Linked DNA regions of Mus musculus: regions 2 and 3 are each linked to region 1. Evidence: chromatin loops called from intact Hi-C (ENCODE). Cell type or tissue: left cerebral cortex. All regions are shown on one strand. Each heading gives the region's core, and the rest is flanking DNA. Links, peaks and the distances in the headings are about the cores only. Region 1 holds the start of Ahcy (S-adenosylhomocysteine hydrolase). Region 2 holds the start of Map1lc3a (microtubule-associated protein 1 light chain 3 alpha). Region 3 holds the start of Itch (itchy, E3 ubiquitin protein ligase).

The links. Hi-C counts contacts between places; a loop is a spot of excess contacts. Peaks named below come from ENCODE experiments on the same cell type or tissue, not always from the same donor. Only the 100,000 strongest peaks of a DNase experiment are listed, where the experiment ranks them.
Region 2: a loop joins it to region 1, with 9 times the contacts of the local background. A loop is called at or near these places in 3 of 42 quality-filtered maps.
Region 3: it touches region 1 in a loop (8-fold over the local background); 8 of 42 quality-filtered maps call a loop at or near these places.

The regions. Positions count from the first base shown.
Region 1 is chr2:155,070,038-155,079,774 of GRCm38, reverse strand. It overlaps Ahcy (S-adenosylhomocysteine hydrolase), which reads left to right and starts at 5,278. Exons shown (of 10, transcript NM_016661.3): 1 at 5,278-5,410. The coding sequence starts at 5,383. It overlaps Gm39966 (a long non-coding RNA gene), which reads left to right and starts at 5,601. Exons shown (of 2, transcript XR_866885.2): 1 at 5,601-5,825; 2 at 6,069-8,731. It overlaps Gm45609 (a long non-coding RNA gene), which reads right to left and starts at 5,263. Exons shown (of 3, transcript XR_001783519.2): 1 at 1-5,263. In left cerebral cortex, for the core only: no CTCF peak of the experiment used is centred there; DNase peaks (open chromatin) are centred at 4,798, 5,333 and 5,539; H3K4me3 peaks cover 1,791 bases; H3K27ac peaks cover 1,615 bases.
Region 2 is chr2:155,272,902-155,282,638 of GRCm38, reverse strand. Map1lc3a (microtubule-associated protein 1 light chain 3 alpha) reads right to left here and starts at 6,275. Exons shown (of 4, transcript NM_025735.3): 1 at 5,993-6,275; 2 at 5,626-5,681; 3 at 5,435-5,541; 4 at 4,566-5,164. The coding sequence starts at 6,032. The coding sequence ends at 5,002. It overlaps Pigu (phosphatidylinositol glycan anchor biosynthesis, class U), which reads left to right. Exons shown (of 12, transcript NM_001004721.1): 12 at 3,990-4,387. The coding sequence ends at 4,103. In left cerebral cortex, for the core only: a CTCF peak has its summit at 5,933; DNase peaks (open chromatin) are centred at 4,822, 5,578 and 6,262; H3K4me3 peaks cover 2,144 bases; H3K27ac peaks cover 1,531 bases.
Region 3 is chr2:155,129,731-155,139,467 of GRCm38, reverse strand. Itch (itchy, E3 ubiquitin protein ligase) reads right to left here and starts at 5,987. Exons shown (of 25, transcript NM_008395.3): 1 at 5,883-5,987; 2 at 1,196-1,272. In left cerebral cortex, for the core only: a CTCF peak has its summit at 6,046; DNase peaks (open chromatin) are centred at 5,382 and 5,985; H3K4me3 peaks cover 1,663 bases; H3K27ac peaks cover 1,276 bases.

The DNA of each region.
Region 1 (9,737 bases), core at 4,145-6,644:
TCTAGCTGACTCATGAAACAGCAACAGACTATACATTTATTTGTTTCAGGTGCTTGAAGACGCCCACAAAGTTTGACCACATCCTGGGGGTTGTCTTCCTTTGTTTCTTGTTGTGATACAAAAAATCCTTACCAAGGAAACGTAAGGCTTCATTTTAGCTCATTATTCACAGTACAGTTTCCCTCCCAGAGAGAAACTCAAGGCAGCAGGAACTTACACCAGCTGTCACATCCACAATGAGAAAAGCCCAATGGATGCATGCATGCATGCATGCATGCTAACATTCAGCTCCCTATCTTCATCTTAGAGAGGTCCAGGGTCTCCTGCTGGGAATGGTCCAACTAAAATGGGTCTCCCCACATCAACACCAACCTACCTAATCCAGATTAATCCCTCACAGGCAGGCTCAGAGAACCATCTCTGAACTGGTTTTAAGAGTTTTCAGGTTAAAAGTCGACACTAACCATCACATGAGTCAAACCTCAAATCTCTTACAAATTAGAAAGAATTAAAGTTATACAGAATGTGTTCTCTAACGACAATGGAATCAAGCTAGAAATTAATGACAAAACAGTAACAGGAAAATGTCTGAACCTTTCAAAGCAACACGTGGCTAAATAGCTCACAGGTCAAAAAAGAAGCCATCATGAATTTATTATTGTGTGCACTCACATGGTGTGGTGTGTGTGTGTGTGGTATGGGTTGTGTGTGTGTGTGGTAAGTGTGTGAGTGCCAGCATACATATACTACACTGCACATGTGGAAGTCAGAGGACAACTTCCAGGGCTGGGTTCTCCTCTTCTACCTTCAGGTCAGGATGTCTTTTGTTTCTGCTCATCTTTGCAAAGCGAGCAGTAGAGACAGGAAAATTACCTAGGAGTTTGCGGAAATTTGCAAAGATATCTATCTACCCACCTATCTATATTCCTAAATACATAAACAGAACCTACCAGGCCCATATAATGTTACTTGTGCGTATATATTTCCAGGGCTGACTGTCTGATACTGGATCAGCAGTTGGTGCTTTCTCTCCTGGAAAGGGTGTTTCTCCTACTCTCTGTCTTCCTTAGCTGCTTCTAGTTCTTTCGAGTGTTGAGGACTTGGTGAGCTTCTCTCTTCCACGTTAGCAACTCTCCCGGTATTATTCCTGTTCAGGACATATGTAGGCATGCATGTTTGTGTGATCTCATGGGTGTAGCTGCTCCGACAGTTCCAGGACACACATTCTCACATCAAACTTTTTTGTTTCTCTGGCTCACAAAATCTTTCCCCCTCTTCCTCTTCCACACTCCCCGAGTCTTAGGATCAGGGGTTGTGTTGGTTGTAGATGTACAGTTGGGACTGGGCTCTCTACATGTCTGCATTCTGATCAGTTCTAGTTTTCTGTAATGTAATCTGCCATCTAGAAAGAGAAGTTTCCTCAATGAGGGAAGAGAACTACACTGATAAATATTTAGAATGTAGTCGGGGATTACGCTAGTTCAATAGAGTGGTGGAGATTCTTCTCCATGATCTATGACGTCCCTAGCCTTGGGCAGTTGGCTAGGTTTCTAGTAGCAGGCATGATTTCCCACTTATTGAGTGGGTTGTAAGTCCAGTTTGAGAGCTGTTGCTTATTGCCAAGGTATCTGTGGCACTACTGCACCTTAAGGTGCATTATTCTGCTATACTGGTCTTTGTTCTGGTTCAAAGGAGGAACCAGGTTTGATCTCCAGGTTCATTTGCATCAGGTGCATCACAATTGCCTGTAATTCCAAGGGTCGGATCCCCTCTGGCCTCCAAAGGCACCTGTACACACATGGTACATATAACTCACACAGGCACATACATAATATTAATACAAATAAAAGTATTTTAAAAGAGTTAATAGGAGTTCTGTATAGTCTCTTTTACAAAATAGAAGAAGAGGGACCACTTCTGTGTTAGACAACTTTCTATAACTATAACAAAATACTTCAATCAACTTAACAGGAGAAAGGGTTAGCTGGGCATGGTGGCCCAAGCCTGTAATCTCAGTACTTGAGAAGCTGAGGCAGGAGGATTTCAAGTTGGAGGTGGGAAAGGGTTACATAATGAGTTCAAGGCCAGTCTGGATTACACAGTGACAGGAGAGATGGGGGACTGAAGAGAGAAAAGAAAGGGAGAGGACAGAGAAGAGAGAAACAGAAGCAAGAGTGATGGTGTGTGCATATGTGTGCACATAGATGTGTGTGCATTCTTGTGTATATCTATATGCGTGCATTCGTGTGTGTGTGTGTGTGTGTGTGTGTGTGTGTGTGTGTGTGTGTGTGAGTGTGTGCAAGAGAGAGATTGATCAATTTTGGTTCATGGTTTTGTAATTGGAACACTGGAGTTTGTGATAGCTGTCACAATGGAGGCCAGTGAGCACAGTGGAGATTGCATCTTTAGGTTGTGTTTTATTCACACAGTCTCCGTCTGAGATTACAACGGTTTACAAGGATGGGTGGGGAGTGGGGAAGAGGATAGAGGGGGCAGGGGCAGAGTGTCCTAGTTTGCTTTCTTTCTTTTTTTTTTTTAAGATTTATTTATTTATTTATTATATGTAAGTACATTGTAGCTGTCTTCAGACAGTCCAGAAGAGGGGGTCAGATCTTGTTACAGATGGTTGTGAGCCACCATGTGGTTTCTGGGATTTGAACTCCAGACCTTCGGAAGAGCAGTCGGGTGCTCTAACCCACTGAGCCATCTCACCAGCCCCCTAGTTTGCTTTCTGTTGCGGTGATAAACACCAAGTCCAAAAGCAACCTGAGCAAGGAAGAGTTTGCTTCAGCTTACACTTCCAGATATGCATCCCTGAGGGGAAGTCAGGGCCGGGACCTGGAAGCAGGAGCTGAAGCAGAAGCCATGGGTAGCTGCTGCTTACAGGCTTGCTCAGCCTGCTCTCTTACACTCCTCAGAATAAGTACTCAGGGTGGCACCACTCAAGATGGCTTGGTCCTCCCATGTCAATCATTAAGAAAGAAAATGCCTCCACAGGCCTGCCTATAGGCAATATGAATGGAGGAGGCATTGACTCACTTCAGGTCCCTCTTTCCAAGACGATTCTACCCTGTGTCAAACTGACAAGACCAAAACCAACCAACCAACCAAAAAAAAAAAAAAAAAAACAAAAACCTGACCAGGACAGCCTGTTATGTGATACTTTCCTATGAATTATTGTCCAGGCAGGCTCCAGAGGCTCCTAAAATAACACAGGTTGTTGCCACTGTTATTGGTTGTCCACCAGAATTAGACACTTCTTAGTTACTGTTCTGTTGCTATGAAGAGGTACTATAACCAAAGCAACTCTTGTAAAATTAAGATTTTTTAAAAATAAATACATCATTTCCTTCCTTCCTTCCTTCCTTCCTTCCTTCCTTCCAACCACAATTTCCCTCCCTCCTTCCCTCCCAGTCTCTTTCCACCTCCCACTGAATTTACTCCTCTGTTTCTTAAAAGAAAGAATTTGATTGTGGGCTTGCTTACAGTTTCATAGGATTAGTCTATTATCATCGTGGTGGGGCATGGTGGGGATATTTCCAGAGTATGATGCACTCACAGTGCTGGGGCAGTAGCTGAGAGTTACATCCTGGTCTATAGGCTGAAACAAACAGACAGATAGACAGACAAAAGATAGAGAGAGGAGGGAGTTTATACTTGTTACTGTGAGTCTAGTCAAAGATGCATAGCTGGGGAAACGGTAGGTCTTCAGGAGGAGCCTACTACTGTTGAGTTAAATGTTGTCTCCTAAATATTTGTTTATAGTCACAGAGTGGCACAGTCCTCAGTTTTGGTCAGAAAAATCTCCTTTTGTAGCAAATGACAGGTAATGCAAATGACCATGGCTGGTCGAGGTGCTGAGTGTGACTGTCTCAGATCATATCACGCCCTTTCAAAGCTCAGGGGAACACCATAGGAGGAGGAGCAGAAAGAACGTAAGAACTGGATGGAGGGGAGGAGGGTTGTGGACCCACACGGCATGGCCGTTGCAATCAGAACTCACAACTGCAGCTATTTGCCCAGGACCTGCACAACACTGGATCCCCAGCAACATTCAGTCATGGATGGGGGAGGTGTCCCGGGACATTGCTAAAATTCCCTCCTAGGAGACAGAAGCAAAATCTACACCTCCTCCCAAATAAACTGAGGTATGATTCTGCGGAAGATCCTTCTGGGGGAACCGGTGAGGTCAGTGAGCTTCCTGACAACGCATACACAGGTCAGGGGGTACTTACCAGATAGGGGTATGAATGATGCTTTTCCCCAAAGACCACAGCTGGAGACCACACCTCAACCAGCAGGGATGAGGGCCTCGCCAGTAGACGGGTAGCTGGAACCTACTTCCCTGACTACATACTCTAGTCCTTCCCTGAGGTCATGTTCAGTTTAGGCAGAATTGCATATAACAGGAGGTAGGGTGCAGCTGGACACCCAGGAGAAGGTCTTGTGACCCTCCTTGTTACTCCATGAGGAGACAGATAAGTCCAACGGAGGCCAACTTTTTACAAAGGGGCCAACTGAACTCCCCAGAGATGGTATATGCACACAACATGGGGCCTGGTTTCCTTCCTGAAAGCTAGCCGCTGAGAGCCGCTGAGAGAGAAGTCATACTCTTCAGGTGTATAGTCATTGGTGAGTTATCTATGCTCCTGCGGATAGCTCCGCAGTCATTTCCATGTGAGCAGCCTGTGAATCACCAAGAAAGACTACCGAATGAGAAGGTGTTGAGGAGGGGGTGGGGGCGAGCAAGGAAAGGCAAACAGAGGGAGGAGAGAGTGACACAATTGCAACCGGTGATTTTTCTTTCTTTGTTTTTGAGATAGGGCCTCACTCTGTAGCCTCGGTTGGCCTGGAACTAATTAGCGATAGAGCAGACTGGCCTCGAATTTGTGACAAATCTCCTGGCTCTGGCTCCAGAGCGGGAGATTTCAGACACTGTCTCCAGAGTGGGGATTCACAGGCACATACCACTAGGCCCAGCTCTTTACTTTGATCTTGCAAGAGTTTTACAATTGAAGCAGTTAAGGCTCAGGTTAGTAAATTGGCTAGAGTCTAAGAATTCTGCCTTGTTTTGACCTCTGATTCACTGGCTGGACGGATGGGAGAAGAACCGCCTCTCTCCACGCTCCCTCCTAGTCGAGTGCCAGGGGTCCAAAGGCCACAGTGCACAAAATTTATGATTTTTGAGGCAGAGATCAGCCTTGCTCCCGCTCCGCTCAACGCCTCGAGCTAGGCTCCGCCCCTAAGTTTCAGCCCCCAGCAGGTTCATGAATATTCAAATAAGAAGATATTTAAAGACGCCGGCGCCAGGCGTAGATCCCTGCCCCGCGCCGCCCGGCCCCCTTCACTGAGTTCATCAGTCCTAGCGGAAGCGCCGCCAGCATGTCTGATAAACTGCCCTACAAAGTCGGTGAGTCCCAAGGGTTCAGTCCTCCGTGGCGACTCGGCTCCCGTCCTGGGTTTGTTGTCAGTACCGACCTGCGTCTTGTTTAGGTGGCGGCTTCGGGGCGCCCCGGGACCCCTAGAATCGCTGGCCTGGCCGCGCAGGTGCCCGGGGATTGGAGTCCACACGCCGCCGAGAGCCAGGAGTGGGAAACGGCCGCGGACTACAAGTCCCGGCGTGCCCCGCGGTAGGCGCCCAGAGCGGCAGCGCGGGCTGTGATCTTTGGTCGGGCAGCGTGCTCCTGTCGGAGAGACTGGCCATTGGGAAGCGGCCCTAGAGGCCCAGACCCTGGCCCTGGCGTTTGGCGGCTTGGGTGGCCCCTAGCAAGGGCCCACCGTCTTCTGGGCCTTGAGCAGGGCCGGAGAGAGCATCAGTGTTCTAGGTGCTAATGAGGAGAGGCCTGGAAACGGCTAGTCTCGGTGCAACGGGAACTTAGGGTCCCATCTGCTCAATCTCTGGGATATCTAGTGGATGTCTAGAAAATTTGGAGTGGTTAGAAATTACTGTTCGTTTTGTCCCGATTATAGAAAGCTGTCTGAGTAAACACACCTTAACTTGAGCGTTTACAGTGGGATGGGCACTGCCTTATAGCATTATTCTAGACTAACCCGTCTTATTATTGTAGCTCTCCATGGAAGGAACGGTTTTATGTTTACAATGAATATCCAGAGGTATAAAGGGCATTTTCCCAGAATCTTGTAACTGGAAAGCAGCTGGTTAGAATTTGGACTCAGGACATCATGACCTCTAAGCTCATCTCTTCCACTGCTGTCTGTATACAAGGCAATACACTTGAAACAACCCTAATGGAATTTCAACACAATCCAATTCAAACTGTGCCTAGTGACACAAGCTTGTAATCCCAGCCCTGCTATCACTACTGAGGCCAAGGAATCGATCAGCTCATTTCAGAGGTCAGCCTGGGCATACAGTGAATTCCAGACCAACCTGGACAAGATGGGGAGACCCTATCAAAACAAAACTACAAACCAAACAAACAGAAAAACAAAGCAATTCAGGCTGGTTAGCTTTTAAAATAATTTCAATACTCTATTAAATTGGAAAGGGTCCTCAAAGGGAGATGAATGCTATCCCATTACACAGGAACCTAGGGAAGTGGCTTTGCAAATTCTTATTAAGATAGTTAATCAGCCAGCAGGGCAGTTTATTGTCTCCACTGGGTAGATGCTAAGACTGAAGCCCAGAGAGGTTTAAGTCAGTGTTGTCTTGGCGGAAGAGCTAGAATGGAGGCTCGACATACTGTGTAGGGAGGGATTGGGAGGGGGGGGGACCACAGATTGTATGGATGAAGATTGGGAGGGGGGGACCACAGATTGTATGGATGAAGATAAGGCTGGGTTCTTGCCTGTGTAAGGGTGGAGGCATGATTTGCCCATCAAGTAGGGTATGCTGTATGCTAGACCTTACTCGTTTGGCATTTCCTATGATCCTTGGGCTCAGGTTCAAGTTGATTCTCCTTATTTTGAAGAAGTGGGTTTAGAAAGGGTTCCACAGTTCCGTCTGGCGTTATGGGCAGTAGTCAGTTACCATGTGGGTGCAGGGGCTTGAACTCAGGCCCTCTAGAAGAGCAGCCAGAGAGCTCTTAACCACCAAGCCATCTTTCCAGCCCCCTCCTTCCTTTTTCCCCTCTATTTCATTCATTATTTCTTTTTCTTTTTCCTTGTCCTGTACCATCTCTTCATGAATTTTTGCTTATTTATTTTTTTTGCAGCTGGTATGGCCGGTAGACATTTTCTGACTCCTCTGTGCCAGGGCCTGCTGGTCACTGGAGGTATTGAGACCCAGGCACACGGCTGAGACAGATAGGCCCGTATGGTATAGTGTTAGTTTTATGTGAGGAGATCTGCCACTTTTCTCTCCATGGCTACCAGTCCCCAGTCTCATCTCTCCTCACAGGTCTGTGATCTCCTTGCTCCCATTTTGTTTTCCTGCTTTTTGAGCCTCAGCTGGTCTTGAATTCCATCTTCCTTTAGCCTCCACAGCACTGTTTATAGGCACATGTTGCTACAGTTGGCCAGTAGAATCTTTTCTAAAGAGAAATCTGGTCATCAAATAACACCACCTTTGAACCTCTGTAGGTGACCTACCTCACTGACAGTAAAGTCCTGATTTATTTTAAAACCCCTGTTTGAGTCAGTCCACCGATTTTTAGGTTTTTTTTTTTTCCTTCTCATTTTGTTATATGTGTCTGGGTGTTTTGCCTGCGTGTAGGTCTATGCACCACGTGCATGTGATGTGGACAGGGGCCAGAAGAAAGTGTTGGGTCTCTGGAACTGGAGTTGTAGACGGTCGTGAGTCTCCATGAGCTGCTAGGAATTAAACCCTGGAACAGCCAGTCCTCTTCACCATTAAGCCATCTGTTAAGCCCCTCAATTTTCAGATGTGTTGGAGCATATACTGGACCTGGTACTTGGCATGAACCTTCCAGGTTAACTGGCTGTGTTAAATTCCTGCGATGGGGGAGAGATCCGTGTGTCTGAGCAGATAGTGAGGAGAATAAAGTGGAGATAGAAACAGTTGGTAGACAGGAGTGGGGCCTGAAGCCCAGGTAAGGGTTAGGATTTTAAACTTTTAAAAAGTTTCCCACTGGACTATAACCAAGAACTTGCTATGTGAGAACAAAGGGGACCATGAAGCTGCTTTGTTGGCCCAGTTGAGAACTAGTGCTTTAGACGAGCGTGAGATGCTCAGTCAAAACCTTGCTGATGGAGGTGGGGGTATGATGACCCACAACTTTAACCTCAGTCCTCAGGAGGCAGTGGGAGGCAGTTATCTTTTGAGTTTGCAGCTAGCTTGGTCTACATAGTGAGTTTCAGGACAACCGAAGCTATATGATAGGCCCTGTCTCAAAAATAAAAGAACCCAGCAAAAAGAAAAATGGGACAGAGGCAAAAAATGGGAACGAGAAATTTTACAAGGTTTTGGTCGGAGTGGTTGGTTGAATGGTGGTTTCATTTCCTAAAATGGGAAGATTGAGGGTGTTAGGCCAAGGAGTCTGGAGGGCTCGTACTTGATGGTAATAATTGGACATAAGTCTAGAGGTGCTGAGTCAGCCGTTGGATTGTGAGTCTCAAATTCCTGGGAGAAGTTTGCACTGGCGGTAAATACGTGGGCGTCATCTGCACAGGGAAGGTATTCACAGCCATTTGGCTAAATGCCGAGCATTGGATAAGAGCTACTATGGATCCCTGAGGGTTCCTAGAGTTTGCCAGATGAGGAGCAGCCAGGAAGGTAGGAGGGAAAGCACAAGAGAGAATCGGATGCCAAGGAAGGAAAACATTTCAGAAGTGAGGGAGTCCTTAGTGGGGCCCCTGCTCCTGGGTACCTAGGTGATCAATGCAATGGTAAGATCTGAAGGGGTGAGACATGGTGGGGAACCAGGGACAGCTCATCTTTTGCAACAGACAAGAATGTCTAGTTAGCCACAGATGGAGTTTGTGAATGGGAAGTGAATGATTCTGAACCCTTAGTGATTTGTGACGTCATGTTATCAAGGGAACATGGATGGGGAAAGATGTTTAGGGAGAGGAGAAGGGAAGCAAACCTACTGGGAAAATGTAGGATTGCTGGGATGCACCAGTTTACCTCAGGGTCCCCATTCGTAGTAAGCAAGGTGTCTTCCTGTGGCTGTCGGTCTCCTACCTGGTTCAGTGGCTTAGGTACAGTGGAGGGCTGGCTCTAACTAGGTGGGAACTTTGTGGGGTTTTGTGGTTGGTTGTTTTTGAGACTAGGTCTCTGTGAAGCTTAGAATGACCTCAAAATCATGGCAGGCTTTGTAACTCAGCTTCCCTAGTGCTGGGGTTACGGGCATGAAGCCACTCACCCTAGCTTTAAGTGGGAGCTTTGCCTAGCCAGGTCTCAGTCTTAGAGAGCCTCAGATGGACAGTGGAGATCGTGAAGGGGGAATGATAAGGAACACTAGAAATTGACTAAATTCAACGGTTTGGAGTTGGGAATCTATAGGGAGAAGGGACATGGCCAGAGGTGGTTATTTGAAGTTCAGATTTCTGAAGGAGCTGTCATTGTTGATGTCCTGGGGAAGTGGTGTGTGTGTGTGTGTGTGTGTGTGTGTGTGTGTGTGTGTGTGTGTGTGTGTTGAAGGAGCTGTGTTTGTGTAACTCGAGTGAACCCTTCCGTAGGGGTGGAGTGTTGACCTTGGGAACTGTTTGTAGTGCTGGAGGTTCAACTTAGGACCTTGGACATACCCTAGCACTGCTCCTTTGAGATTATTTAATGCAATTTAGGAAACAGAATAATGTATTATTGTTGCTAT
Region 2 (9,737 bases), core at 4,525-7,024, 200 kb before region 1:
TCTAGAGGCAGAGGGACAAACGTATTCTTGCACCCCTAAATTCTAGGTTTGGATTAGGGAAGACCACTGTGGTGGGTAATAAACTAGAGCTTTTATTACTTTCATTTTATTTATTTATTCATTTTCTTTTTTGGGGGGTTTTTCAAGACAGGGTTTCTCTATGTAGCCCTGGCTGTCCTGAAACTCACTCTGTAGACCAGGCTGGCCTCGAACTCAGAAATCCACCTGCTTCTGCCTCCCAAGTGCTGGGATTAAAGGCGTGCGCCACCACGCCCAGCTACTTTCATTTTATACACAAGGAAAATGAAATTTAAAGAACAGGAAATCAATTACTGACTTTTGCTTTTCCCTCCCCAACTCGCTCCTCTTCAGAATAGGCAAGGGGCTGTGGGTTTGGAGCTGGTGAGCAGGGTCAGTCGGAGCACCTCTGGGGAAATGGCCTTCCTCCTTGTAGTCTTATTTGTTTTTTGTTTGCTAAGACAGGGTTTCTGTGTAGCTCTGGCTGTCCTGGAACTTGCTCTGTAGGTCAGGCTGGCCTTGAACTCACAGACATCCGCCTGCCTCTGCCTCTTGAGTGCTGAGATGAAAGGTGTGCACCACTATGCCTGACTCTCTTTGCAGTCTTAATGGAAAGCCCCAGGCCCAGGTTTTCCTCTGAAGAGCCAAGCTCCATCCTAGCATTCCATCTTTCCCCTGTGGCCACAACAGCCACCTAGACCTTCGACACTCAAGGTTGTGTGTCCAAATGAGCAAGGCCCTATCTACACTTCTCTCTTACACAAATCCTGGAACATTGAACACCCAGGTGCCCACTACAGAGACCCTAGCAGTAACACTCAGCAGTACTTTCTTGGTTACAAAAGCTATCACTTAAGCCATCTTTTTTTTATTTTATTGTTATTCTGGGGTTTTACCTAACTATTTTGGTCTTTTGAGTCTCATGTAGACCAGGTGCCTCTCAGGTGCTCAGCATGCTCTGCTCCTCTGTTTGTTTGTAAACATCTTTTGTGGAGGTGGGACATGTGCATGCCACGGCATGCATGTAGACAGAGGACAGCTTGTAGGAATCAGTTCTCTCCTACCACCATGTGGGTTCTAGGAATAAACTCAGGTCATCAGACTTGGAGCAGGTGCCTTAACCCTCTGAGCCATCACCAACTCATCCTGGATTATTTTTTTAAATTACTACTGATTGAAATGTAGATATCATTATATTTCCTTCTAAATGTCAGCTTTTACATCATTAAGTAGAGTTAAATATTTACTTACTAGACTGAGAATATTCTCTTAAACACTCTGGTAGATTGCTTGCTTAGCATGCAGAAAGCTGTGGATTCCATCTCCAATGCCGCATAAAAAAGGATTTGTGGCACACACACATACTTGTAACCCCAGCATTTGGGAAGTAGAAGCAGATTCAGAAGTTTAAGGAGATTCTCTGATATGAAGTTGAAGGCCAACATGGGTTTCAAGAGATTGTTTCAAAACAAAACAAGCCGGGTGTAGTGGCACACACCTTTAATCCCTGCACTTGGAGTGCAGAGGCTGGAGGGTTTCTTTGGTCTATACAAAGAGTTACGAGACAGCTAGGGCTACACAGAAAGACTGTTTCAAAACAAAACAAACAACAAAACACAAAACCAAAAACCCAACAACAAAGACAATTGTGTTGTTCTGTTTCTCTAGATAACCTTTACATTTTAGAATTGTTTTGGCGTCACAAAAGGTTGCAGAGTGTACAGTGAGGTGCTGTATAGTCAGTCCACTCTTGTTTTCTTCGTGGTTAGCATCTTAAGTTTCATAGAATTTTTGTTATACTAACAACCCTCCCGGGATATTACCGTTAACGGAATAGGAGGCTTCACTGGGACTTAACATTTTCAGTCATGGCCTCTTCCAGAACTAACCTACAGAACCATGTTATACTTGGTCGTGTCTCCCAGTGTCCTCTGCTCTGTGTCGTCTTTATTTCTCATAACTTTGAAAGGCTTATGGAACACTAGGCAGGTCCCCTCGCTCAGTGAGGTTAGTCTGATGTTTGTTCTGAGATTGACACTTGTGCTTTTTGTTTTTCAAGAATCCCCGGGGTTCTGGAGAAATGGCTCAGCAGTTAAGAATACTTGCTGCTATTGCAAGTGTTACCCATCCCTGTAACCACTTCAGACATTTCCCAGGGCCCCCTGCTTTCAAACCCTCTCCTGTGCCAGGGGGAACTTTTCAAACCACAAATCTGATCATGTTACTACTTGACCTGAGTTCTCCCAAAAGCTTCTCAGGCTTCAGACTCTTCTGAGCTCTGTGACCCTGCACCTGGTCCTGCCATCCATTACATCATCTCCCCGCACTGCCCCTCTCACCACAGGATCTCTGGTGTTCCCACTGCCTGGAACATTTCCCCCTAGTCGGTACCTAACTCCCCTTCATCTGCAGTAGGCTCACTTTCTCCAGATTAGGTCCTGACCCCTTAACCTCTCTGATGACAAACTCATTCCAACTGTAACTTCCCATTCAACTGTGTGGCACTTGGTGGGAATGTCGCTTCTGCTAAGGATGATCCTGAGTGCTTCTGCCACTGTGGCATTTACCTGCCCCAACTCAGTCTGACCACAGAATCAAAGGAGCCAACAATCTCAGTTTGCTGTCACCCTAAATAGAGTCCCAGAGAGGAACAGGGTTCGTCTATTTGCACACTTGACCCCAAAGTCCACAACCCTATTCAGCCCAACATGCCTAAGACTGGAGTAACTGAAGCTGGCAGGGGAGTGCCCTGCCTTACCAAAGGAGGGCAGGCACAGTATTGGACATACCAGTTCTCAAAAGTTTATAGGCTCCAAGAGGACTAGCACCAACCACCTCTTAGTTCACACAGGAAGACTAAGGCCTAGAACATGGCAGGCACTTAGTGAGAGGGAGACAGATCAGAGGTTGACCTAAACCAAAGATGTAGGTCTTCCAGTCCTGTCCTGGGCAGCTGTATACTTTTCTGAAGATAGGAGAGCAGCTAAGAAGACCTTGGAGGGGCCAAAATCAGATAGTCTCTGGACTCATTCCTGCCATTCTCTCACTGGAGGGCTAATGGCCTATTTACAAATAGGGAAACTGAGGCTGGAGGCATTCAATTAGTTGGACCAGAGCCATACCTGGAAGGCTGGACTTGGATATACACCCTTAAATGTGTGACGTCCCAAGAGCCCACCCACAAAAGGACACAGGGCCCTGTAGCATATCAGCAAGTGACCAGGCAGCTGTTGGTCAGCCTGGCTCAGGCAGTAGATAGTGACCTTGAACCCTGAGGTCTCCTCACCCAGACCCTGTGTCGGGGTGGGTGAGGGGCACATGCAGAATCAGAATTCACAACTCATCGCGGTGATGAGCTGGCCAGGTCATAGGAAGGAAAATCCTACCAGTCACATCCAGAAATAACTTTTTTAACAGGTGAGTAATGTTGGCAGTAGCTTGATAGTGGTGGTACATGCCTTCTTCAGTCCCAGTGCTCGGGAGACAGAGGCAGTCGGATCTTGTGAGACTGAGATCTGCCTGCTTCTGTCTTCCAAGTGCTGGGATTAAAGGTTTGTACCACCATCACCTGACAAACTGTTTCCAAGGTAGAGTTCCTGGGCTGCCTGTTATGGGAGAAATGGGCAATTTTGTGTTCTGAGTTCCTGGATAGATGGTTTCTCTAGGGAAGGCTAGATGGGGAGTGCCTGTGGGCAGCGGCAAGGTGCACGCACCACTGTAAGAACACGGGTCTGGACTCTCACGTATGAAAGTATAAAGCAGGAAAAGGGAACAGAAGGCAGGATACAAACAGCTGCCAGATGACCGGTAAGATCGTTCAGGGCCAGGAGCGTGCCAAGAGGGAAGGAGGTCCCTAGGCAGAATTATAGATTGGGAGATGCCAGGCAGGCACTAACCTGCCTGTCTAACCTGGCAAAGGGTAGCATTCAGTAAGGTGCCTTGTGGCTTCTCACACTCTCTTTCCTTGCCAGATCCTGCTCATCTCTGACTACTTCTATGCCTTCCTGCGGCGGGAGTATTACCTCACACACGGCCTCTACTTGACTGCCAAGGACGGCACTGAGGCCATGCTTGTGCTCAAGTAGCCCTGGCTGGCACAGCGCTGCATGGACAAGAGGGGGAAGGGCCAGAAGCTGGGCCAGGTCCCTCATCCAGAGTTGCCAGCAGGCGCGTCCTCAGGCAGAAGAAGTTCAAGTCCAGGGTCACAAATCTCTGGCACCAAAGGGGACTCATAGCTGGCAACAAGGCCCATGGGGAGAAGCTAGGAGCACCCCACTTGGACCCCCACTTTGTGACTGTGCACAGAAAGGAAGCAGCCGGTGAGCAGGGCTTTATAGGTTGTGACTACTTAATAAATGTGTGGATCTTTTTTTTTTCATTGTTGTTCTGATGACATGTATTCCTGGAGTGGAGTGAGCTTGGCCCCCTAATACTACGTGCTATCCTGTACTAAGGAGTGGGTTTCTGGGAACACGCGTCTGTCTCTGTGTGTGAACACAGTCACCTAGCAGCCCTCCCTGCTCCCAAACAAGCAGCTGGAGGCAAAGGGCCAGGCAGGCCTGAGCAGTCTTTATTCTTTCTGCAGAGGAAATGACCACAGATCCATACACCGAGTCAGGACAAGGGGAGCCAGCCTTTCAGGGGTGGGGCAGGTCCTGGCAGGAGGCAAAGCCTCAGGTGGATGAGGGGCAAGATGGGCAGACAGGCAAGGGCCTAACAAAATGACAAACCCCACAGAGCAGGGATGCTGCTCCCCACCCACTCCCAACCCAGCCAGCACCCAAAAGAGCAACCCGAACATGACTGGCCCAGGACCTACCCAGGATGTGGTAGGCTGGCTGGTGGCCCCTACCTGGGGGGGGGAGTGGGTGTCACATCTCTGCCTAATCCACTGGGGACTGAAATAGCTTAGTTTAGGAGCCAGGACCTCCCTGGGGAGAACCTGACCAGAACTCCCAGCCACCCCCCTCCCCTCCTCTTGACTCAGAAGCCGAAGGTTTCTTGGGAGGCGTAGACCATGTAGAGGAATCCGTCTTCATCCTTCTCCTGTTCATAGATGTCAGCGATGGGTGTGGAGACGCTCACCATGCTGTGCTGGTTGACCAGCAGGAAGAAGGCCTGCGTGGGGTTGAGTTGCAGGCGGCGCCTGTGGAGGCAGGCAGGCATGCCAGGTGAGGAGGCTGCCTGCTGGAGGCCTAGGTGACCCTCCCAAAATGTTACTGAACCTTCACTTTCGGTCCATCTCAGCCAGAGGCTCTCACCTCTACTGAAGCTCGTCCCAACCCCGACCTTGGTCTTTTCCAGCCTCCTAGAACAGGGGCCCGGTGTCCCAAATCAGTCCCCTCGCCCCACTCCATCCCTTCTTGTGGAACCTGACCCTGCCCCACCCAAGGCCTGTAGGAGGCTGCCCACGCACCGGATGATCTTGACCAACTCGCTCATGTTAACATGGTCTGGGACCAGAAACTTGGTCTTATCCAGGACAGGCAGCTGCTTCTCACCCTTGTAGCGCTCGATGATCACCTGGAGTGGAGTGGGCGGGGGACTCGTAAGCCAAGGGCGGGACCTGGCAGGGCAGGGCGTGGCTGGGGGGTGCTAGAGACTCACCGGGATCTTACTGGGGTGCTGGTCGCGGATCTGCTGCACCTCCTTACAGCGGTCGGCTGCGGACAGAGCTCTGTGTGAGGCCCAGCGGTGCTGAGGCCTCCCGCGACTCCGCCTCGCTGATCCCCGAGGGGCGGCTCCCGGCCCGCCCCGCCCCAGCGCCCGCCCCCGGGGCCGTCGGCCCCGCAGCCCTCCACCGGGGGGACGCGGTAGGGAGGCGGGCGACCCTGCCAGGCCTTGCGGCCTCTCCACCCGGGGTCCGGCCGGCCGGTGCCTGACGTCATGGGGCTGACGTCACCTGCGGCAATCGGGGTCGACTGGCACCCCCATCCCTCGATCCCCGATGGCAGTTCGCCCCCCAGGGCCTCACCGAAGCTGCGCCGCTGCTTGAAAGGCCGGTCGGAGGGCATCGCGCGGGCCCGGCGGGGCGCGCAGCCGGGGCTCCGGGGTGCGCGGCTCAGAGATGCGTCTGCGGTTCGGCGCGCCGGGGGCTCCGGGGCTCGAGCTCAAGGGCTGCGGGGCTCGCGCTGAGCCTGGCGGTGGCGGCTGCGGGAGGTAACTCGCCTGGGTGACGTCAGGTCACAACATTCCTTAAAGGGGAGGCCGGCGCGCCGCTCCCATTGGGCCGACGGAAAACCCGCCTGCCTGGACCTGTGACGCCACGGCGCAGACAGCCCGGATTCCCGGCGCAGGTCGTAAGGAGGCGGAGCTCCAGGGCGCGTCACAGTTCTGTGACGTCACGATGGCAAGCTCCTCTCTTTGGCGCCACAGACTCAGAAGCCAGGCATTTGTCGCCTCCATCCAGTCTCTCGACGCTGCGGAGTAGTTCACCGCACCTTCATCGAGTTTAGCATTCGAGAAGGAAGGTGGAGCGGGGAGAGGATGGAACACCCAGAGTTTTAAAATTTTTAATGTGTCTGTAAGTGTATGCCCGCGGATGCAGAACATAGCATCGGATTTCCTTAGGCTGGAGTTAATCGCACTGCTGGGAATCAAGCTTAGGTCCTCTGAAATAATAGCAAGGGCTCTTAATTGTCGAACCATTGCTCCAGACCCCCCACCCAGGCTTTCAAAGAATTCTGGAACAACCATAGAAAGCATAGATTTCCAGAGTGAGGTTGGTTAATAGGTGGTTTAGATAAAGCAGGAGAGAATCGCTGAATGGGGGGGCTATATCAGAAGTGGTTAACCATGAGATGGAGAACATTCGGAACTGACAACACGCGAAGTCAGATTTTACAGGTAGAGCCCCTTGGTAGGATAGAAAGAAGTATGGTCTGGGAATGTTACCGAGGGTCAGGGTAGGATACTTGCCTAGCAGATGGAAGGCTTAAGTTCAGTATCTCAGGTTTTGCGGGAGGTGGAGGGGATAGAGGGACTGGACGGACACGGAGAGGCGGCCCCTTGAAGAACTTTAAAAATCGATTGAAAGCCAGAATCAATGCCAGATGTAGCTGGCTCTCATTTGTAGTCCTAGCTCTATGGGAGTTTGAGGCAGGAGGATGGGCTAGAGTTGAAGTAAGGAAGAAAAAAGATAAAACAAAAGAATTTACAAAGGACCATTGTTTGAAAAAAAAAGTTAGTTTGTACTTCAGAAACATACAGCTCAAAGGGAAGAAATTTGATGGGAACCAAGTTAACAGATGCACGCTTGAGTAATTCTAAACAACTGCTTATGGACAGAAATGGTAGTGATTGGTACAAAAACAAGCTGCTAAGGTAACAAGAATTCAGCTGAGATTGCCTTAAAGAGGCTGGGTGGCGGTGCCTCCTTAACCCCAGCTCTGTGGGCAGAGACGGGATGGTCTCTTGAGTTCAAGGCCAGCCTGGTCTAGATAGTGAGACCTTGTGTTTTGGGTTTTGTTTTGCTTTTTAAATGTCTTAGGGAGCTGGATTTGTTTGGAAAGATATTATTGTCTGCTTGGTCAGGTAGGGTGCTTGCCCGCAAGCATGAGGATGTGGGTTCAATTTTCGGAATATGTTAGATCCTAGAGGCTCCACCTACAAAGGGATTCAACCAGGCCTTATATCCCATCTCTACCTTCTCCAGGCAGCTCAATGCCTGGTATGTGGCAGCCCCAAATTAGGGTGGGGCGGTAGGATTACTTCCCTAAATTATGACCTTAAGTCCTATTTAGTGCCTTCACTAACCTTAGACACCTTCCCCTACAAGAAAATCTGTTAGTGCAAGGATTAGCCTTTGTTTTGAGGTTTCTGCAATGTTCTGGCTTCCCTTTCAGCAAGTGACAGGATTACTAAATCTGTCTCAGGACATCTCTCTACTGAATCCGAGAAGAATTTTTTTTAATATTTTAAATATTAAAATATTTTCTGTCTATGGTGGTAGAAGAACAACTTCCACACAGCAAATAGATAAATGTAAAAAAAAAAAAAAAAAAGACACAGCAGGAAAGATCATTAAGAGAATAGAAATGGGGCTGGAGAGATGGCTCAGGGGTTAAGAGCACTGACTCCTCTTCTAGAGGTCCTGAGTTCAAATCCCAGCAACCACATGGTGACTCGCAACCATCAGGAATAAGATCGGATGCCCTCTTATGGTGTGTCTGAAGACAGCTACAGGGTACTCACATATACAAAATAAATAAATAAGTAAATCCTTTAAAAAAGAGAGAGAGAATAGAAATGTAAAATATGGTTTTAAATACTGAAAGGGTGGGTAGTGAAGGGCTCTGAACCATGGGAGCCAGAAGCGGATCATGTAGGAACGTAAATAGGAAGGTAAATAGCACAGACCTGGAGGAGTCTCGTACTCACCTATAAAAACGCCACATCCTTGGGGTGCGGCTCAGTGGGTAGAGTACATGCCTCCCATGCAGGACACCCTAGGTTTGATCTCAGCTTCACATAGATTGGACATGGTGGCACATGCCTGTCATCCCAAATTTTAGGACTCGCCAAGAAAAGTAAGAAGAAGGAAGGCCATAGTGTTTACAAGAGGCCACAGAGGAACAATGTATCATATATGTGTAAAATGGCAAAGTGAGACCCATGTCTTTGTGTTGTAAGTAAAAAGTTAATAAAAACGTAAAATGTAGGCCAGTGAGATGACTCTAGGTGCGAGTTCATTCCTGACAACTGTGTGGTGAAAGGAGAGAGCCAGTTTCTGCAGATTGCTCTCTGACCCTCAGACTTGTAAATACAAACCTTACAAGTAAATGTTTAAAAAACAAAACAAAAAAAGTACCAGATGTGTACCGAGAAAACCAAAAGAAGACGCTCATGGAAAATTCACACAAAATAGACTGTAAGGCTAAGGTCACGCGTCATTAAAGGATCAAGAGAGTCCCTTCAAGGTGGTGGCGCACACCTTTAATCCCAGCACTTGGGAGGCAGAGACAGGCGGATTTCTGAGTTGGAGGCCAGCCTGGTCTACAGAGTGAGTTCCAGGACAGCCAGGGCTACTCAGAGAAACCCTGTCTCAAAAAACAACAACAACAAAAAAAAAGGAGAGTCCCTTCTAAGTGATGAAATTATTCTCTAGGAAGAGATCATTTTGAACTTCTCTATTCTGAGTTTATGAAAGGCTGAGCTGGCTGTTGCGGTGAATGCCTATAATCCTAGCATTTGGGAGGTAGAGGCAGGGGGAGGATTGAAATTCAAGGTCAGTCTGGTTAATAGGAGCCCTTATCTCAAAATAAGAAAAATGCTTTTGGTAGGCTGAGCATGGTGACACAACAGTAATCCCAGAACTCTGGAGACTAAGATCAGAGGATCCTGTGACTTCAAGGCTAACCTGGTCTACAGACCCAAATCCTGTCTCAATACATAGGACTCACTTAAATATCTTGTTATAACATAATAGACTCTTACAGTCAAATAGGGAGCCGACATCGGCAAACTTCATTAGAACTGACAAGGACTAAAGGTGTAGTCACAGGTGTGCCCTGGTCCCTGGCTGCTCCTCAGTTGTGCAGCATTGTGAGGGCAGCTTTAGCTTGCATGGCACAGCATACCGCAGCGTTGTTTGGTTTTTGACATACTTGCCCTGAGGGCCCCAATTTGCCCTTGGTACAGAGCTATGTCTCAGAGTGGACAGCCTCATAAGCAGTGTCACAGGAGATTGAGTGTTCTCGCAGCCAGTCAGGGAGCTGGAA
Region 3 (9,737 bases), core at 4,812-7,311, 59 kb before region 1:
CTGCAACAAACCTATGGCAGTGCATCTATTTCTCAGAAGCAATGACTGGAATTCCTTGGGGAAAATACCGCAAAATTCTCTCTCCAGCTTCCTTACGTGATAGTTCACCTGCACTACTTAGTTCATTATTTTTTTTCATGTACACCCTAATCTTTCTCTTCTCTGTTTTTTGTTTTTTAAGGAGACAGGGTCTCACTGTGTTGCACTGGATGACCTAGAGCTTGCTATGTAAACCAGGCTAGCCTCAAGCTCACAGATATCTGCCTACCTTTGCCTCTGCCTCCTGAGTAAAGGCATGTGCTACCACCCCCAGCTCTACTCTTTCTTGACCTGTAAAATCAATCTATCTTATAATGTTTTCCTCATAATAATAGTACCAATTTATCCTATCTTAGATCTAGATGTCTTAACCTATGAATTAGTTTTCTTCTCTTCTTTTTTTTCCAGAAAGGGTCGTGTATCCCTAGATGGCCTTAATTCACTATGTTGCCAAAGGCAACCTTGAACTGCTGATTGCCCTGGGATTACAGGATTGTTCTACTACACCCAACTAATTCAGTGCTAGGAGTTGCACTTTAGAGCATCATGAGTGACAGGCAAGCAACTGAACTACATCCCTAGCCCCTTATTATCAATTCTGAAGATTTCATGTGTATTGTTTTATTTGGTCACCACAATAAGCCCAGGGAAGTAGAAAAGAAAAACAATATCTATAAGGAAGACAGACAACCTGAGGCCAGTAGGACTAAGAAAGTTGCACAGACTGATTGCAAAAATCAAACTAGAGCCCAGATCTTTTCTTCCTATTTCTACACTATACTATGATGCCCTCTTATTAATTTCTCCACTTTCTTTTTCCTCTGAGGCAGGGTTTCTCTGTGTAGCCCTGGTCATCTTAGAACTCCCTATGTAGACCAGGCTGGCCTCAAATTCAGAGATCCACCTGCCTCTGTCTCCTGAGTACTTGAATTAAAGGCGTGCGCCACCATTGCTCAGCAATTCCCCCGATTCTTAACCATCAAATACACATGACTGGACATGTTCAAGGAGATATAGAACACAGCGCGAGTGGAAAAGCAATTGATGCAACCACTAACACTCTCTCCCACAAAGTTCTTTGAGGTAGTTAGACGAGCAGAACATGCCCTCTACTCCATACTGTCCCCAAATGTCTCTCACAGGAATGTCACCACACCTGAAGTTCTCAATGGCTGAGTCACTTCTTAGGGTTAAGGCGTTGTTTCCAGAAGGCCACTGTGAAATGCATGTTACCTGAAAGAGAAGAGGGGGTCCATAAATAAAGTACTCTGGTTAAACAGAGAGATAGGTGATAACTTTGGGAATCTCACAAAGCAGGGTCTTTATTCCCCAGCATAAAGCCTTCAAAAAAAACCATGAGAAAGACTTTCCTTATAGAGAATAGATAAGGCAGCAACTTCTGAGGGGATTACTTGTGCACAGTAAGGGAGAATATCCACTTGGATATGATGGCTATTTGCAAAATCAGGATGGCCATCTACATTCTCTCTATAAAGGCCACAAGTCAGACACTCCTAAGGACTGTATCTGAGTATTACTAGTTTTAAAAAGCTGCAAAAGAGCTTAAACTGGCAGCTGCTTTCCAACAGCACTGACTATCAGACTAGAGGACAGGTCCCAGACAGCTTCTGACTAGTGTTGTTATTCAGAAGAATAGTTACAACCTAATAATATTTGCAGACGAGGGCAAACCTCTCAAGCATGGAAGGCTACAATTCTATTCTCTGAGTCCCTTACTGATTTATATTGACCCCAAACCAGTATCATTTACAGTATAAAAATTAGCATGTCTTTACTGAATGCTTATTATGAACCCATAATTTGGCTAGGCACTATAAATATAACAAGAAAAAACAAACTTAAATACTTTTGCCTTAGTTCTTACAATGGATCCAACCCCCAAACTATGAGAGGTAAAGCACAAGAAAGAAAAGAGACCTGACAGACGGCAGCTTCCTATTAGTACCAACTCAATTTCCTGAGTCAAAAGGGATAAACTAAGCTTACACCTAGGCTAAATGCTTCATTAAACTCTTATCTAAACAATAAACAGCCATAGGCTAGAAGCAGTCTTTGTTTTTTCTCATCTGACACGGATGCTTGTAGCAGCATCCACTCACTGTGGAATCTGAAGAATACAGAATTGTAACGTTCGGTTCTAGTCTAGCTCTGACTCTTACCTAGGTTTAGGTAAAATTCTACTTTTTCTCTTCTCCTTCTCCTTCCTTCTTCTCCTTTAGAAACAAGATCTCATTGTGTGTATCTGGCTGGCCTGGAACTAACTATCTATCTATCTATCTATCTATCTATCTATCTATCTATCTATCTATCTATCTATGTAAGCCAGGCAGATGGATCTCTGTGAATTCAAAACCAGCCCGGTTTGTATACTGAGACCCTGTCGTCAAAAACAAAAACAGAAAGCTAAGAGATTGGGCCAGTGTAAGAATAGTATAAGTCGTATATATGTGTATACGTGGCATGTGCATGCACACACACACACACACTGCCTACTAGATAACTGTTCACTAGAGATACCACATCAGTCATAACGTACTTCCCCAGTGAACTAACATAATCAGAACCAACTTTTGGGGAGGGGGACAGGGTCCTCACATTGAAGCAGACTGGCCTGGAGTTCGCTATGTAGTCCAGGCTGTCAATCCTTCTGACTCAGATTCCTGAGTGCTGGGATTAGAGGCACAAGCCACAATGGCCAGAATCCTCACTAACAGTACTTCCAGAAGTTATTTCCAATCAAAGCTGACCTACAACCTAAAACATACTTGCTACTGTAAAACAGACAGTCTCTTCCAAATATAAAGCTCAAGCACCAAGTCTCTGTGACTGGAAAACACATTGACAAAGCATGGCTTGATGTGCTGATAATAATCAATTATAGTCCAAAACTCAAGTTCTCTTCCAAATTGCATCTAATCTGATTCTAATTTCTCAAAGATGCTAATGAACACATCCTAAGAGAAAAGGTAGCCTTCAATCAGACTAGCCCTAAAACAGACACAGCAACTTTATTATTTCAGCCAAATGAAACACCCAGCCAAGGCCAGCCTGTCACTTACAAGGGACACTTCTGCCACAGTCACTCTGGCCCTTTCACTTTTATCATCAGAGCCATTTTTTTTTTAAATAAACACCAACTTAGACCACTTCCTTTCCCCAAGCCTTGATCTCTCACGACATCAAATTCACGAGCATTAGCACTGTACGCAGAGCTTTTCCAGAACAGGTCCTTTTGCCCTCCTGGTCCTGAGGCCCCTGCATCCCACACCCTGCGCTCCTTTTCTCCCACCTTCCTAACTGACACACGCCTCGAGGTAGTAAGGTATTTCCTTCCCTTTCTTCACCTCTGCCCCATTCCTACTCATCCTCTAACCCACTGCTTCTCAACCCTCCTAAGGCTGTGACCCTTTAATACAGTTCCTCATGCTGTACAGTCCCTCATGGGGCTTACCAGCTCCAACCATAACATTATTTTTTGCTGCTTCTTCATAATTGTAATTTTGCTACTGTTATGAATTACAATGTAAATATTTTTGGAGCTAGAGGCTTGCCAAAGGGGCCAAAACCCAGCTTGAGAACCACTGCTCTAGAACCTCGGGTCCATAGACTAACCCTTTTTTGAGCCAGGACCCACTAGGTAGCTGTGATGGCCTGGAACTAACCATGTTGACCTTCATACATAGGTCTTGCCACTTCCCTCAACAATCCCACACAGGCCACTTCCACTTCCTCCCCCATCTCAAAGCTTTTTGTGCTGTCTTTGTTATAACCATACTATGATTTGCCTCAGTGTTCCCAAAACCATCCCAACTACCTACAGCCCATCTGTAAGTAAAGTTATAGAAGCCAATCCAGACCCACTATTCTATCTCAAAACTGAGACCTGAGAGCATCTACTTTTTTAAAAAGGGTCTCAAGTACTTCAGGCGGCCTCACCTCCCAATGCTTCTGAGAGCTAAATAAACTTGGGCCTTGTGTGTGGTAAACAAGCACTCTACCAACTGAGCTGAAAACTCTACTTTCAAAAATCTCTCCTGGTCCAGCAAAATAGCTCAGCAAGGAAAGTCACTTGCTATGCAAGCCTGATGACCTGAGTGTGAACCCTAGAACACACAGGAAAGAGGAAACACTCTTGACTTCCAACTCAAGTCATGGTGTGCGCATGCACACATACACACACACAAATAAACAAATCTCAAAACTTCTCCCGAGCCCACTCTGTTGGTTAAGCACCTATAATCCCAGCACTTGGGAGGGAGAGGCAGGAAGACAGAATGACGTTTGATGCCAGCCTAGGTTTACACACAGTGTGTTCTAGTCCAGTCAGCGATACAGAGCAAATCATGTCTCAAAACAAAAACAAAAAAATTAAAAGCTCTTGTAATTACACTAATGGCCAAACCTTGGGACCATGGATCAGTCTGTCTCTTAAGTAAATCTTTGTTGTTGTTTTGTTTGTTTGTTTGTTTGTTTTAAAGAATGTAGAATTTACTCTAGAATACAGTAAAAAGTATTAGGCACTTGCTTTTGGATTCATAGTATATATATCCTTGTTGACATCTGAAGTTTGAATTCCTGAACTCACACATACAAAGTATATTCACTGTTCAAAAGAAAATTTCAATCTTTTTTAAACCTGCAAAATTAAGCCTTAGGTAACCCTGTGATACACAAGGCTGAATCTCAAACTTGCCCCCAAAAGACTTTATTTCAGATGAGAACCAAGCCCTCTGCCAATCCTGGGAGTGAACATACACAGCCTTTACCTACTTTCTTAAGATAAGGATACAGGAGAACCACCCACTTAAGAGAATGATGATGGGTGGCTAGATGGTGTTCTGTCAACTGTGAAGAAGAAAACCTCCCTCTTCTCCCCACTGCCCCCTTTAGAACAAGTTCACTGCAGCTTAAAGAGGAACAGAAGTCTCAACAGGATTAGGATTCTAACACAGCCAAGAAAACAAGCGAGTGGGGAACTGTGAATTTGGGGTACTTTGCAAGTCACCTGGTCACATCTCTAACTTTAGGCCCAATGCCTACTTCGGGTGCACTGACCCTTATATATTTTTTTTCTCTCTTGAAGTTGCAGCCGGGAACTATGTCTCAAAACTCAAGTCTTCTATTTAAAAGTCCTGCCCTCATTGGGCTTCCACCTTTCAAATGCGCTCACCTCTACTTTTTTCTTTGCTCAAGAAAAGTACGCTCTCGGTAGAAAGGGCTGTGACAGCTCCACGTCTGCAAAAGTCGGTGGCGCCGGCCTGGGCCGGGACCACCATGAGTGGGGACAATGGAGGGAGGAGGGAAGTACAAGACAGAAGGGGAAGCAGTCACTGGGGAAGGTCCTCTGCGAGTGGGAGCTTGGAAAAGTCTCGGGGGGAGCCTGCCAGGTGGCAGGTGGGCCCGGCCGCCGCCCCTCAAAGGGCCACGTCGCGCGGGCGGGCCGCTGCCACCGGGCCCCGCGCGTAGGCCGGGCCGCGGGAGAGGAACCCCCGGGCGCGGCAGCGGGGCGCGGGGCTGGACCCTGCCCACGTCCGCCGCGGCTCGGCTCTCTCCCAACTTGGGGCTCGCGGGCCTACAGGCTCCGGACGCCTAGGCCAAGCACTAGCAGTTCGGCTCGACCTGCTGACCCACCCGCCACTCGGCTCGGGCCACCAGCCGGCTCTCCGGGCGCCCCCCACGGACACCGGCTGCGGGAAGAGCAGCCCCGGCTCTAGGTCCAGACTCGAGCGCCACACTCCTCTACCCTTCGCATTCCCCATGCCTTTTCATCCAAACTCCCTCCAAGCCACAGAAATGACCCCAGTCTGCCTGCGCGTGTTTACCGGGACTCGGGGCGGCGACGACTCCTCAGTCCCTCCGCTAAGATGGCAGCCGGTCCCGAGCCCCGACTACAGCGACTAGAGCTACTTCACACCTAGTGCGCAGGCGCGGCCTCCTCGGCGCAGTCCGGACTACAGGCCCCAGCAGGCCTTGCGCGCCAGCCTCCTAAATCATTTTTCCTCACCTCCAGGTGAAGTGGACACTAAGCCTTGCTCTCTACATCTCCAAGGCTTTTTTCTTTTCTTCCTTCCTTTCTCCTTTCCTTTCTCCCTTCTTTCCTTTCTTCTTTCGTTCCTTCCTTTTGACCCCTTCTTCCCCGCCAGGACCTCTAAAGACTGTTACCAAATGCTAGCGTGTCTCAGAATCACTTGAACAGCTTTTAAAAACAGACTGCTGAGCTCCACCGCCAGTTTCTGACTCAGTAGATCTGGGATGGAATAGGGGTTGCTTTATAATCTGCATTTTTATCAAGTTCTCTCCTGATACTCCTAACAGCAGGAATCACAATTTATGAAGCACTGTGCCGGTTCTATCCTTCTGGAGTTACACTGTTTGGGTTCAAATTCTCCTTTCTCCACCTTTTGACAGGAAGTTCTTAGGAGGGTGACAGCTTGACAGCGCCAAGGCGGCATGAGTTATAAAAACTGAAAAGCATACTTCTAAACGTTTACAACAAAACTATGTGAAAGATGCCATTGGTTACCTTTTCAGATGCTTAAATTAAACTTCTTAACCCAGGCAAAACACATCTAATCCTACCGAATTAATAGGCTGTGCAGTGGTAATAATAGAGGCACGTGATAATTAGCAAACTTTGCTATTATTGTTTATCCTGTTTCCTCGTAAGGAAACTATCTAGAAAGTCACTTAAACTTTTCGAAATACCTTTGAAACTACCATATTATGAATTATGTGCTGAGTTTATTAAACAAAAAAGATTCTGAGTTGGGAGGATGGTTCAGTGGGTAAAGGCTCTTGCCATGCAAGCACAAGGATGTTTGAAACCCCAGCATTCATATAAAAGCTGGCACCAACGGACCCCTAACAGTGGTGGGCAGACATAGGAGCTCCCTAGTCAACGCCCTAGACCACACAGCAAGCTTCAGGTTCCATTAGAAGACAGAGACAAATGGATCTCTGTGGGTTCAAGGCTAGCCATGTCCAAATATCTTGAGAGTTCTAGACCAACCGAGGTTACGTGGTGAAACCCTGGGTTTGGGTTTTTGGGATTTTGTTTTTGTTTTTTAGTTTTGGTTTGGTGTGTTTAAGTATTTAAAAGTTCTTCTGCACTTCCAGCCAATGTTTGCCACATTAGGGATTAAGCTGTAAGAGTTGGCTCAAGATGTAACTCACTAGTAGATACTTACATAGCATTGATGAGGCCCAAGATTTTATCCCCAATATTGAGAGAGTGGTGTGCTCTAGGAGAATCTGGGTTGGTTTCTTGTTTCGTTTTGTTTTGTTTTTTAAACTAGCATCCCAGATGATTCTTGTCACTGGGCATACTATAAGATATTTTAACAAATATTATAAATATATTTTGTTACTTTATTATTTTGTACAGAAAACAACTGAATATAAAGGAAATTATTAATTGGCCCAAGATCACTAACACAGAAACCAAGGTTCCAAGCCAAGTCATCTAGTTCCAGATAATCTTTATCTACAGTTTTTTCTTTATTTAGGGGACAAATTCTCACTAACTAACTCAGACTGGCCTCATGCTCAGGATGCTTCACGCTCAACCTTCCCAGTAATGAGATTACAAGCATGAATTACCACACTCAGCTTGCCTACATGGGTTTTGCATTTCTATTTTATTTATTTTTATAAGTGTGGAGGTCAGAGGACAACTTCTAGGAACTGGTTCTCGGCTCCCACTGTGGGATCCAGGTATCAGGCAGGGGTGGAACCCAAGTAGTCAGGTTTGTAGATTGGTTGGCCAAGCCCCATAATTTAAAACTTCTCCTTTTTTGGGTTTGTTTTGGTTTTGGTTTTTTTGAGACAGGGTTTCTCTGTGAAGCCCTGGATGTCCTGGAACTCACTTTATAGACCAGGCTGGCCTCTCGAATTCAGAAATCCGCCTGTTTCTACCTCCCAAGTGCTGGCACTAAAGGCGTGCGCCACCACTGCCCAGCTCAATTGAAAACTTCTATGATAGTAGGTAAAACTAACGTGATGAAAGTTAAAAGCTATACTCCAAACTTCTCCCAAGAAAATCTTTTTAAAAAATTATTGTTCTGGGGATTTAATGTTGGATTTGTATATACTATACATGTGCTATGTCCCTAAGATGGACCTAACCCCTAGAAGTTTAGAAAGTTCTAGATGAAGCCAAGAATGGGCATTTTCCCAGTGATGCTGACACCCAGGAATCACATTTTGTGACCTACTGAACTATATACTGCCTTAGCCTTCTGCCAGTGTCAATGGGGGAATCATCTCTGACCTGCAAGGCAGGAACTAGCAAGAATTAACAATGTGGACTTCAGAGAAATATGGATTTTTAAAATTCAGTCCTTCTCCCAACAACTCACTGTTACTGAACCAATGTCCAACTGCTTGTCACTGAATGTCAGCCCTTTTCTAGAGGAAAATGATGAGAAGGAAACCACGTTTATTCAGAGACTGACATCCTGAGGAGGTGGAGCCCAGTGCCTCCAAGGTTCATCTCAGGAAACTTGAGGTCACAAAGTTTGTGTGTATGTGCGTGTGCGTTTATCTGTATATCTGTGTGGCTCAGTGTATGTGTTTGTGTGTGTATTTGTGTGTCTCTGTGTGTTTTTGTCTCTGGGGTTGAGGGATTTCAGAGGGCAGAGGTAGAATCTAAGTGTCTTCTTCAATCACTATTTTCTGAGATAGAGTGGCTTACTAAGCCAGGAGGTCACCAATTCAGCTAGACTGGCTGGCCGGCACACTCCAGGGGTCCTCCTCTTTCCCACTTTCCAGTACTGGGATCACAGGTATGTGTCACCAAGCCCAGCTTTTGACATGGATACTGGTAATCACAACTTTATATTTGTGCAGTAAGCACTCTACCTACTAATAAGCTATCTCTCCAGCCCAATGAAGGGCTTTTATAAGAAATGAAAACACTGAAGCCGGACGTGGTGGTGCACGCCTTTAATCCCAGCCCTCAGGAGGCAGAGGCAGGCAGATTTCTGAGTTCAAGGCCAGCCTGGTCTACAAAGTGAATTCCAGGACAGCCAGGGCTATACAGAGAAACTCTGTCTCGAAACCCCACCCCCCAAAAAAGAAAACACTGGAGGGTGAGGATGGTGATGGGCAAACCTAGAACAAGTAACAAACATATTACCTCTCTCCAAGCTCAACATCATACCAACTTACGTGTTTTGTGTTATCTGATGCCCCGAATCCAAGGACATGGAATGGCTGTACACATTCCGATATTATATGAAGGTCAGGGTTCTAAATCTAAACTAAGACGACTTAACAATTAACACCTTAATCACCTAAGTTGAAATTTTTTCTTGAGAATCTAGAATAAGAATTTAGAATACCCAGCAAAGGGAGGGGAATGAAAAGCAACCCAGCCCAGGGAAACACGCAAGTGCCAAGCCAAGGTTACAAAGTCTTACAGTCATCTGAGCCTCAACAACCAAATCACCAATATGAAAGTAGTAGATCCTGGAACAGAGATGTGAGGCTCAGCCCAGAAGCGAGGCTAGCCCATCTAGCCCTCCAAAAAACCAACCAAAGAGAAAATAACCTCGACAAGCAAACAAAGGAGATTTGCTGCAATATGAACATGGTGAGAACAACAGAGGTCCAGTGAGCCCCTCGGGTCCAACTTTAGAGCCCTGTCATGAAGATTAGGTTCAAATGGAGGGCAAAAG